Regions from separate parts of the Mus musculus genome. Here regions 2 and 3 are each linked to region 1. The links are chromatin contacts, found by Hi-C or POLR2A ChIA-PET in ENCODE. All regions are on one chromosome and are shown on one strand. Each heading gives the region's core, a stretch centred on a gene start or an enhancer-like site at or near the end of the contact. The rest is flanking DNA. Distances are from core to core; before and after follow the strand shown.

Region 1 (3,304 bases), core at 138-2,637:
TCAACATGAGAAACACATCATCAAAAACGTGTGTTCTTTGTAACCTATGATCAGAATCACTTTGCCATGCTGTGGGAAGAAAGGTCTAAAGAGGGAACGATATAGACATGGGCAAGCAGTCAAGACCTGCAGTGGCTCAGAGGTGACTAGGTGGCCTGGGCCAGGAAGGTAAACCATAGCTGTATGTAGTCGATTAACAAGTCTTTAATACTTTCCTGACGCTTATGTACTACCACTTATGGGGTAACAGACATACACTCCTTTCTGTGAGGTTCCTGTTACCTTCAACCTAATTATTCCAGTTCTTTTAGACCCCATTCCTTCCATTGGGGCTCTCAATCCACACCTGTTTCTTTGGTCGTTCCTCTTCACACTGCCTTTTTTTTCTATTTCCATCACATTTATACCTCTCGTGCATCCATTTGTCAATCATGCCCACACAAGAGTCCCAATTTTCTCCAGAGAGCCTTTCAAGTTTCCGCCAGTCTCTCCCCTCTCACTCGAATCTCCAGTTGTACTCGATGCTAATAACGCTTCAGAGTAAATTTATTCTTTTAAAATTCCGCCGTAGGGACCCAGTGATGACAGTGTACCAGACCCGGGAACCCCTGTGTCCTCCCCAAGTGCGGGCCCGGGCCTATGCTACTGCAGGCACTCGCTGCCCAAGTCTCCTCGCTGTCAATCCTCCCCTCCTCCTTCGGCATCTGCTCTGCATTAGTCTGTCCCAGGCCTCCGCAGGCGCCGATGATTAAATCATCATCATTAGCCAGGGCCTATTCTCCCCATCCTCGGCAGCAGGGAGAGAGTGGGGAGTAAGAGCTCCCGGTTCCCCGGGGGGTCTCTCCCTCTCCACCCCGCCCAGGGCACCCTCTCCCAGACTTCGCGAGCCCGGAAAAAACTCCCGCGGCGCAGACGGGAGAAGGCCCGCGGCTGGGACGCAGCTCCGCAACGCGGACGCCGCAGCGGAGCAGGACTGCACTGTATAGAGAGGACCCCGGGTCGGAGGCGAGGTCGGGTCCCAGGACTCCCACACTCCGGAGCTGTAGCGGCGGGCGATAGCCCGGCTTCGGGGTCCCAGGGCACACAGGCTCTCTTAGCACAAGCTACCGAAGTTGATCCAGAGGTTGTGTGCGCGCCGTTGGAAGGACGCCCGTGGGAGCGTGCACCGCAGAGACCCTGCTTCACTCAACCCCCCTCCATAACGACCACCGATTGTTGGGGGGGCAGCGGGCTCAGGTGAGCACACGGGGAGCTAAAGAGGGGGCGAGGGCGGGGTGTGCCGGAAAACTAGCCAATCCGGAGAATGTGAGGCCCTCGTTGCTAGGAGACAAGTCCCGCCCCGCAGGCGGTACCGGAAGTGGCGGGCTGGGATCAGCCTTTAAGATGGCGTCTCCTCAGGGGGGCCAGATTGCGATCGCGATGAGGCTTCGGAACCAGCTCCAGTCAGTGTACAAGATGGACCCACTACGGAACGAGGTGCAGGGGCAGCGGGATGACTGCTGGGGTCCGTTAGCTGTGTGAACCCAAACGAAGGAGAGGACGGGTGGCGGCGGGATGGGCGCCCAGTGCGCTTGCGCAGCCACGGGGTGCGCGATACGCACGCGCGATTCTGGCCGAGTTGCCAAACGCTGGACTTGGACGCTTGCGCGTTGTGTCTCCGACAGCGTCTGGTCTCCCGAGGGAAAAAAGAGAGTCAGGCGGGTCCGCGAAAAGAGAGCACCCGCTGTGCGCGGAGCCCTCTGCTGGGCGAAGGGGGAGCTCACTCCCCCGTCTCTTCTCGGGGGCCAGACGACCCAGTCCAATAACAAACTGCTCTGTTGCTGGGAATTGCAGAAGGTGAGATGGGGTGGGCTTGCAAGACCAGTGGGGAGTGACTGAGGGTGTGTCCACAGGAGGAGGTCCGGGTGAAGATCAAAGACCTGAATGAACACATCGTTTGCTGCCTGTGCGCGGGCTACTTCGTGGATGCCACCACCATCACAGAGTGTCTCCACACCTGTGAGTGTCCCGGATCCTGTCTCTCCTCTTCCAAGCTGGCTGCCAGCCTCTGTGCTGCCTGTCCCATGTGTCGGGTTCCCAAGGGACCTGAGCATCTTCGTTTCTCCTCTTACAGTCTGCAAAAGTTGTATCGTGAAGTACCTGCAAACCAGCAAGTACTGCCCCATGTGCAACATCAAGATCCACGAGACGCAGCCGTTGCTCAATCTCAAACTGGATCGGGTCATGCAGGACATAGTGTATAAGCTAGTGCCAGGCTTGCAAGACAGTGAGTGGCCACCTTATATTTGTGGGGCCTCCTGACTCTAATGCTGGGTGGCACCTTGACGTTTTGTTCCCAACAGTTTTGTTGGGAATCAAAAAAATACAAAGATAAAGAGGTCAACAGCCAAAACAAAGAGAATTAATATGGCTGCCCTTCACCCCTCCTTAGGTGAAGAGAAACGGATTCGGGAATTCTATCAGTCCCGAGGCTTAGACAGAGTCTCCCAGCCCAGTGGTGAAGGTATGTCCTTGGTGCTCATTTGGGGGAGGGGGGCAATTAAAGCCCTCAGAGCATCTCTTTTGCCTGGTTTTGCTCTCTGGGGAGAAGAGGGTATGGAACCTGTACCAGCCTCCTCAATATCTACTTTTCCTCAGAGCCAGCCCTGAGCAACCTTGGCCTCCCCTTCAGCAGTTTTGACCACTCTAAAGCCCACTATTATCGATATGATGAACAGCTGAGCCTATGCCTGGAGCGGCTGAGGTGAGGGGCAGGTCAGAGGTTGCGTGAAGTGATACTACTGGTGACCCAGATGCTAAGGGACTTGGGGGGAAGGGTGAGGGAGTGTCTGCTCCCCTGAAGAAAGTGTGCTGTGGTGCTTGTGCTAGGTAGGAGACAAGAAAAGTGGAACCCTCTAACTTGTATCTGTTTCCATCCAGTTCTGGCAAAGACAAGAATAAAAATGTCCTTCAGGTGAGAGGGGTTGAGGGGAGGGCCCCTTTGAAGGAGCCGTTTCTCCCAGCAACCCTTCCCTCAGACACCTGTGCCCTCCCCTCCTTCTCTGTTCCTAGAACAAGTATGTTCGGTGTTCTGTGAGAGCTGAGGTCCGCCATCTCCGAAGGGTTCTGTGTCACCGACTAATGCTAAATCCACAGCATGTAAGTAAGCCCATCATGTTACGGGGAAAACAAGGGACTGAAAGGGGAGGGCATGTCTGGCTTGCCAGCTTGTACCTGGAAGAAAGCTCAGGCCGGAAGATCACTTCAAGTTCAGGGCTAGCCTAGGCTATATAGTGAATTCCAGGCTAGTCTGGACTCCAGAGTA
Region 2 (3,321 bases), core at 158-2,657, 43 kb after region 1:
GCAAAGAGGGCACAACTCAGACCACCACCCCAGACTCCAGCCCTAAGCAGAGAAGGGTCTTTGGTAGCTGAGTTCAGAAATCCAAGGGAGGATGGGCATGGAACCTGAGATGGATCCCTTTGAAGACTCACACCAGAGTTCATAGTAGTAGGTGCAGCAGCCAGTCTCCCCACAGCAATGACCAGTCTCACAGAGGTAGGGCTGGGTATTCACTCCTGGGCACAGCTCTCGAAGCTGGAGGCAAGGAGGCACTAAGAACCAGGGGCTTCTACCCAAGGCCCTGTCCACCCCCACCTCCTGCACGCACATACAGTCCCACCCACGAGCCGACCTAGCTTGGAAGGATGGCATGGGATGCTAAAAGGAGGGTCTATATGTAGGGCTATCAGTATGGAAGATTTAAAATGCCAGAAACTAGTGAGAAAGTAAAGTGTAAATACAGAGAAAGTGATATCAGTTCTTTAAACCCAATACTTTTCTCACAGAAGCCTGGCCCCAAGGGTGGTTTTTTGTAGGCTAATGTTTTAAAAGAAACAAAACATAGTGTGACAATGGGTAGGAATTTAAGGCCATTTCCAAAGCTAAAAAGCTTTCAACATCTCCCACCCCAAAGGTCTGCCTCCCACACCCCCAAGATGGTTTTTTTTTTCCACCCCTGGGTCTCAAGCTCCCTGGGGTAGAGGAGGCACAGTGTGAGACCCAGAGCAGTGCTCCCAACCAGATGGGATTGCTGTGGATGATAAAGGATGGTATCCAGGGCGCGAGTCTGGGTTCCAGCTCGTCTCCAAATTGCTCCCTCAAGAGAAGATGCTGCCGGACTCTGCTGTGACAATAGGCACAGAGAAAAACATCACAAATAACTGCTGCAAGACAGAGGGAACCTCCCTGGGGGTTTCACTACGCCTCTGGTAACTGGAGAGCCACTGCAGGCTTGCATTGCAACCATGAGATGGGGTCTAAGAGGGTGCAGGTAAAGTCAACTGCATCTACGTAATAAGTCTAGACAAAGAGTAGAATGGTCATGTTCAGGAACTTCAGAGTACCTTTGGCTCCATGAGCTCCTCCCCCACCCCGGACAGGAAGTGACAGGAAAGGGGAAAGAGAAATAAATGGCTGTAGTGAGATAAGCTTTTAGAGCTGCTGGGATACCTGCTGTTGCGGCGCCTGAAGTGACCCCCAGGCCTCTTCGCTGCTGTTCCTGCTGCTGGCCCGAGCCATGCCTCCACCTACAGACCCCTGAAGACCACAGCCTCCTCCACCGCCAGCTGCCCCGCCCCTGCCACCTCTGCCGCCACTTCCATGGTCCCTGCCCGGCCCATCGCCACCGGTGCCACCATCACTCCGCGGCCGGAGCTCCCGGCCGGGGAGAGCACCTCCAGAGGACACAGTTGCTCAGTCCAGCCAATCAGAATCGCTAACTAACAGATCAGCCAATAGGAACCGGTCACAGGTTTCTCCTTTTGCCCAATCCGCAGCGGCGCCTGTGCCGCTCTCCCAGACAACAAGAACTCACACAGACAAAGACAGGGGAAAGGCTCGACCAAATGCCTGACTGACAGCAACAATAGCCAGTACGGACAACAGAACAAGCTTTGACTTATCGGCCAATGAACGGCCGTTCAGCACAAAAATTTTCGCCGATTGGCTGAATGACTTTACACACTCAGGTTCAGACTCCGCCGGCTTCCCACTCCAGCAATTCGATACAAGCTGAGGCACTGTACGAAATTTAATAGGGTGGGGGAGACAGCAGGAATGTGGCGTGGGAGAGGTCTTAGGTGGCCAGGAGTGGGGACCCCGGGCCCTCGGGCCCTCCCAGCCGTAGCTGCAGGTTGATGCGGTAGCACTGTAGGCTGCAAAGGGCCTGGCCGGTGCGGGAGCAGGCATAACGACGCGGGTGGGGGCAGCCGGGGACAGAGCATCGTGGAGCGGGGCCCGATGGGGCAGGCCGCTGTGCCACCGCCGTGGGTGTGGGAACGCCGGGAGGAAAAGACAAGGTGGAGCCCTGTGCCCCGCTGCAGTAGCGCACCATGGGTGCAGGGGCCGGGGCAGCAGCCCGTCCTCCGCGCCGCTCGCCCCGCGCCGCCCCGCGCCCTCCACGCCCGCTAGGAGCGGCCGTCTTGGTGAGGCGCTCAATTGTCTGATTTTTGTGCTCCTCGGCCCTCCTCGCCGCCTGCAGCCGCCGCTTCCGTGCACGCTCCTCACGCTTCAGCAGCATCTCTTCGGTGAGGGCAGGGGCAGGGCAGCCCCCACCCACTGGCAGAGGCAGAGTCGGGGACGGCTGGCTCCGCGCCTTCTGGAGGAGGGCTCGCTGGGGAAAGAGACAGAGGATGTCTGAGAACCAAATGGCGAGGTTTTTGGGGTCACCCACCCCTATTTTCGTTTGTTTTTGTTTCGAGGCGGTCTCACTATATAACTTTGGCTGCCCTGTAAGTCACTATGTAGACCAGGCCAGCCTGGAGCTCACACTCTTGCCTCTGTTCCCTAGGTGCTGGGATCAAATGCTTGTGCCACTGTCCCCATCTTTAGGGACCCTTAATACCACACTTCTCTTCCCAGGGTTCCTGCCTCTCACTCAGGTCCAAAGGAGGAAACAAAAGTATGGTACCCTGCCTGCCCCTTGTGTAGGTTTTTGTTGTTGCTGTTATTTTAAATAGTATCTCAGGAAAAAACATCAACTTGGATTTGGCTCAAACCAAAAAGAATTACCCTGGATTCCTTTTTTCTCCCACTAAGTAGCTACTTCCGTCATACATCCAGGCTTCAGTGCAGGTTTCTCTATTCCTTTTACTACTTTCTTCTGGACTCGGGCCATCACCAGCTCTCCCAGTTTCCACACCCCATACCCCTCTCCCAGTTTATTGATTGATTGTGTCAGGCTATCTATATGTATTTTTAGATGCCTCGGAATTTGTAACCATCCTCCTGTCTCTCAAGCTCTGGGGCACAGGTCTGCGCCACGACAGCCTACACTTCAGCAGCTTCCTAAGGAAATTCCTTACCCCTACTAAGCTTCACAGCACATAATTGCCAAAGTAATTAAGCCAGCTATGTCACTTGTCAGTATATATCCCCCTGGGTGACCTGGCCACACTCTCCTTCTGGGTCTCTGTGCCCCTGGGCTCTATGTCAGCTGGCCTCTCTGTCTGAGAAGCTCCCCTGGTACTGGAAATGTCATCTCTTCAAAGGCATTCTAGACTGGAAAGACTACTCAGCGGCGAGGAGCACCGGCCCTTGGGGAGGACTCTCATTCAGTTCCCTGCACCTACATGGCAGCTCTCAACTGTCTGTAAATCTAGTTCCAGGAGTTCTGATGACCAA
Region 3 (3,387 bases), core at 561-3,060, 45 kb before region 1:
ACTGCTGCTGCACATGCCCATACAAATCCCAATAGAGAGGTTTCTTGGAATGCACCCCTTCCCCTGCCCCAGCAGGGGTGCTGCCCAGGGGGTCTGAATATACAGAGTCCTGAGAAGGGCCTGGAGGAATTCGCAAGGAGTCTAAAGGCTCCGCATATAGGGCTGGAGGGCTGCCCAGGGGGTCCTGGGGAACAGGAGGGGGAACTGTCTTCCCCTCTGTCTCCCCATCATGGGAGTCAGTTCTGAGGATATCCTGTGCCTGGCCCACCTTTCCTTGGGCTTTCTGCTGCTGGATGGCAGCCTCAACTGCCTGAAAGATGTCATTTCCCTGAGAAGTCTGGAAGGTGAAGGTCCCAGGGCCTGAGGGGCAGCGGCGACCAGCTTCAAAGGAGAACATTACCTGAGGGGGTGGGGGAAACACGTTAGGCGTGTCATAAAAAATGAGTCACAGGCCTGACCAAGTTACTGTATCTGCACAGAAGAGACCACCTGAGAATGGAATTGTCACCTACAGCTACTCAACCTGGTAGCCCTCCCTGACGGGTCATCCTCCCAGACAGCCCCATGCACCTTGTCCCGGCCATAGCGACGCAACAGAGTGTAGGGCCAGAAAAGGAGCGGCTCCAGGATTTGACTCTGCGCACCCAAAGTCAGGAGAGTCAGCTTCTCAGCTTCCACCCTCAGTATGTAGGAGCCTTGCAAGCCGCAGCGTTCAGAAGCCTCGGTCTTCTGCGAGGTTACCCAGAACTGGGATCCTGGAAGAACACATACGAAGGAGAAGGAGCGCTGGGGCAAGTTAGGGACTCGGTTGACTCCAATCACTAGCTCCCCAAGGGCACCTCTTCAACCCACTCCATTCCTGCCAGACATCTACCTTCCCAGGTGGGGCTGTACAGCGAATTCTCCAGCATCTCCAAGGCAGAAAACTTAGGTTGGTTCTCCGTCTGCGCCAAAGCCCAGCCGCCTTTCTGCAGAAAAGGGAACATGGAAGAATTATATATAATTCTCTTGGGTCTAGGGTAGGTGCAAGAAGTCCAGTGCCTCTATAATAGCTCCATCCTCGCAGTGTCCCTTAAGCCCAGAGATGCCCACCCCCAGTCACTCACCGGAAAGGCGGTTCTGCATAAAGTCTGCACCCAGGCGGTGCTGGATACGGCGTCCGCCGCCAGCAGGTGCGAGCGCTGTGCGGTGTCCAGGCGGAAGGCAACAGCGCCGGGCTCAGGGGGACTCTCCACAGTCACCGGCACCACGCTCACACATTCAGCCAGGCGTATCATCTTGCAGTCTAGACGGCGAGAGCCGCCTCGACCCCCTCTAGAGCTCGACCCCTTGTGATCAAAGAATTCCAGCCGCGCCACGCCGTGAGGACTGGCTGGGTAAAGCACAGCCCAAGTTTTCCTCCACCTCTGGGAAAGAACGAAAGACTCGAGAGTGCGCGGTGGTAGCACGCGCCCCACAAGGAAGAAGAGACCCATGAAGGCCGATCTGAGTCTGGGGCTTCCCAGGCTGAGCTACTTTCCCAAAGATAATGGCATCCCAAGACCGCACCAAGGAGGGCACAGCCCGAGACTTTTAAGGGAACGTCTTGGGGATCTACAATTGCCCGCGCGCCGTTCCGACCTTCTTCCGGCCCCTTCCCTCTTTCTGGATTCTTTCACCCACTTCTAGTCCAGAGGGGTTTCGCCATCCCCCACGCCACAAACAAACTACCTTGGTCCCGAAGCGCTGACTCTGCAGAAAAAGCGGACCCTCCATCACAGCCCCGTCCATGGCCCAGGCGATTCCTTCCGCGCTTCCTGGCCCGGAGGGCTGGGGGCGGGGCGGGGCGGGGCGAGGCTGCAGGGTGCCGGAGGCGTGCCCGCCCCTCCCCGGCCCCTGCGGCGGTGATGGGGGAGCGGAGGGCTTGGAGGAAAACGAGCCATCAGGAAGAACTCAGGGAGAGCTCACTAAAGCCTTTATCTTTAGTGGTGCACACAGTGGCACCACTCAGGGAAGCGGTGATCACCAACCAGGGGCCCTAGTGCCTGGGGGGTGGAAGCTGAGAGTGACGACATATGTTTAACGTGACATCAGAGTGAAGGCCGTGACATCACCTGCAGGCACCTCGGGGGCGCCATAATGACCAAGGGAGCCATCGGGACAATAGTTTTCTTTGTGGGACCTTTTCTCATGGCCCAGCCCGGGAATTGGACTGGACTGTTGTTGATACTCTGTCTAGTTGGGGATGTGGAGGAACGGCTACGGGCTGGAAAGCTTCCCGTTGCCACAGGGGCCGTCCTGCTGTCCCGAAACCGTTTGCAAGTCAAGCACCCTGAATACGGCTGCCGGGCCTCCAACCTGCGGGAAAAGAAAGCTTCATTGAGCCGGGAGGAGTGGGAGGGGGTGGCGTGGCTGCAGCCAGCTCCACAGGGGAGGGGAAGATCTAGAGGAGGGAACTGGCCTGGCCGGAATGGAGGGAGAAAGCGGAATGTGGGAGGGCTCTAGGGGACGTGGGAGGGACCAACGAAGAGGGGAGAGGAAGGGGGGGTCCAGTCTCCCCTGGCCGAACACTTTTTTTCTGAGAAGTCCTGAAAGTAATCTCCAGGACCAGGACTCTGCTTCCAGCCTCTGGAGTTGTGCCTAGTCGAAGGTAGGGGAGTTACTGCTGGCCAGCGGGAAGAGGAGTTGGGGATGGAGAGGATGGTGGACCAGGAGAAACGCTGATTTGGGATGGAGTCGGGAAAGCCAACCAACTGACAGTTTTATTATTGGTCAAGGAGCGAAACAGAAGAGTGGAAAGCTGAGCAAACTGTTGGGGATGGAGGCTTCAGGGTGCAATTTGCAGGCCCTACGCTGAACACCAGGGCTTCGGAGCCAAATGCCCCCAGAACAAAGCTGTCTTGTCTGAGTTGGGGGAAGCAATGGAGGGCCCCCCTTACTGTGGAGGACTGTTTTCAGCCTCGGATAGAGAAGGCCTGAGCTGGGGAGCTAGCCCTAGCTTCTGGTTGCCCAGTGACAGAAAAAGAGGTGTTCCAGGGAGCTTGGATAACTCCATACCAAACCCTGCCCAGCTTGAAGCCTAGGTCTCCTGGAGTCCCTGACCCTGCAGCATATTTGCCAGCCCATGTGCTAGGGAGGGTGGCAGAAGGTTCTCCTACTCCGGTTAGCCTCGGCCCTTCCTGCATGGGCATCTGCCCCCATAGGAAACTGAAGAGTCTTCTCATTCATAGTGCTGAGATTTCCAGGGCTGGGCTCCCAGGCTCCCCTTGCCTGTGATGCCATCTGTCTGTCTAACTGCATGGGTCTTGCTGTCATTTCTCCTGTGCCTGCACCTTGGCTTTTATTCCCTCTCCTCATGGTTTTTGCCTCTCTGTGTCATTCCCCATTACTCTGTGCTTTGGTTTTTTT

The links. A loop is a pair of places that touch in the nucleus more often than their neighbours do. ChIA-PET counts read pairs that join two places held with the same protein, here RNA polymerase II (POLR2A).
Region 2: a map of T-helper 2 cell shows a loop between it and region 1 (2.0-fold over the local background). The contact joins the promoter of Wbp1 here to the promoter of Pcgf1 in region 1. A Hi-C loop is called at or near these places in 3 of 37 maps with a recorded cell type or tissue (T-helper 17 cell, T-helper 2 cell and adrenal gland). POLR2A ChIA-PET finds 5 or more read pairs at or near these places in 4 of 5 experiments (Patski and embryonic stem cell).
Region 3: POLR2A ChIA-PET joins it to region 1 with 18 read pairs in Patski. The contact joins the promoter of Dok1 here to the promoter of Pcgf1 in region 1. A Hi-C loop is called at or near these places in 1 of 37 maps with a recorded cell type or tissue (left cerebral cortex). POLR2A ChIA-PET finds 5 or more read pairs at or near these places in 3 of 5 experiments (Patski and embryonic stem cell).

The regions. Positions count from the first base shown.
Region 1 is chr6:83,077,003-83,080,306 of GRCm38, forward strand. Pcgf1 (polycomb group ring finger 1) reads left to right here and starts at 1,388. Exons shown (of 9, transcript NM_197992.1): 1 at 1,388-1,476; 2 at 1,893-1,998; 3 at 2,114-2,266; 4 at 2,432-2,503; 5 at 2,638-2,743; 6 at 2,920-2,953; 7 at 3,052-3,138. The coding sequence starts at 1,420.
Region 2 is chr6:83,120,054-83,123,374 of GRCm38, forward strand. Wbp1 (WW domain binding protein 1) reads right to left here and starts at 1,408. Exons shown (of 5, transcript NM_016757.2): 1 at 1,150-1,408; 2 at 719-823; 3 at 132-234. The coding sequence starts at 1,218. It overlaps Ino80b (INO80 complex subunit B), which reads right to left. Exons shown (of 5, transcript NM_023547.2): 5 at 1,712-2,311. The coding sequence ends at 1,775.
Region 3 is chr6:83,031,661-83,035,047 of GRCm38, forward strand. It overlaps Dok1 (docking protein 1), which reads right to left and starts at 1,811. Exons shown (of 5, transcript NM_010070.4): 1 at 1,711-1,811; 2 at 1,107-1,406; 3 at 875-968; 4 at 571-755; 5 at 1-400. The coding sequence starts at 1,770. It overlaps Loxl3 (lysyl oxidase-like 3), which reads left to right and starts at 2,545. Exons shown (of 14, transcript NM_013586.5): 1 at 2,545-2,629.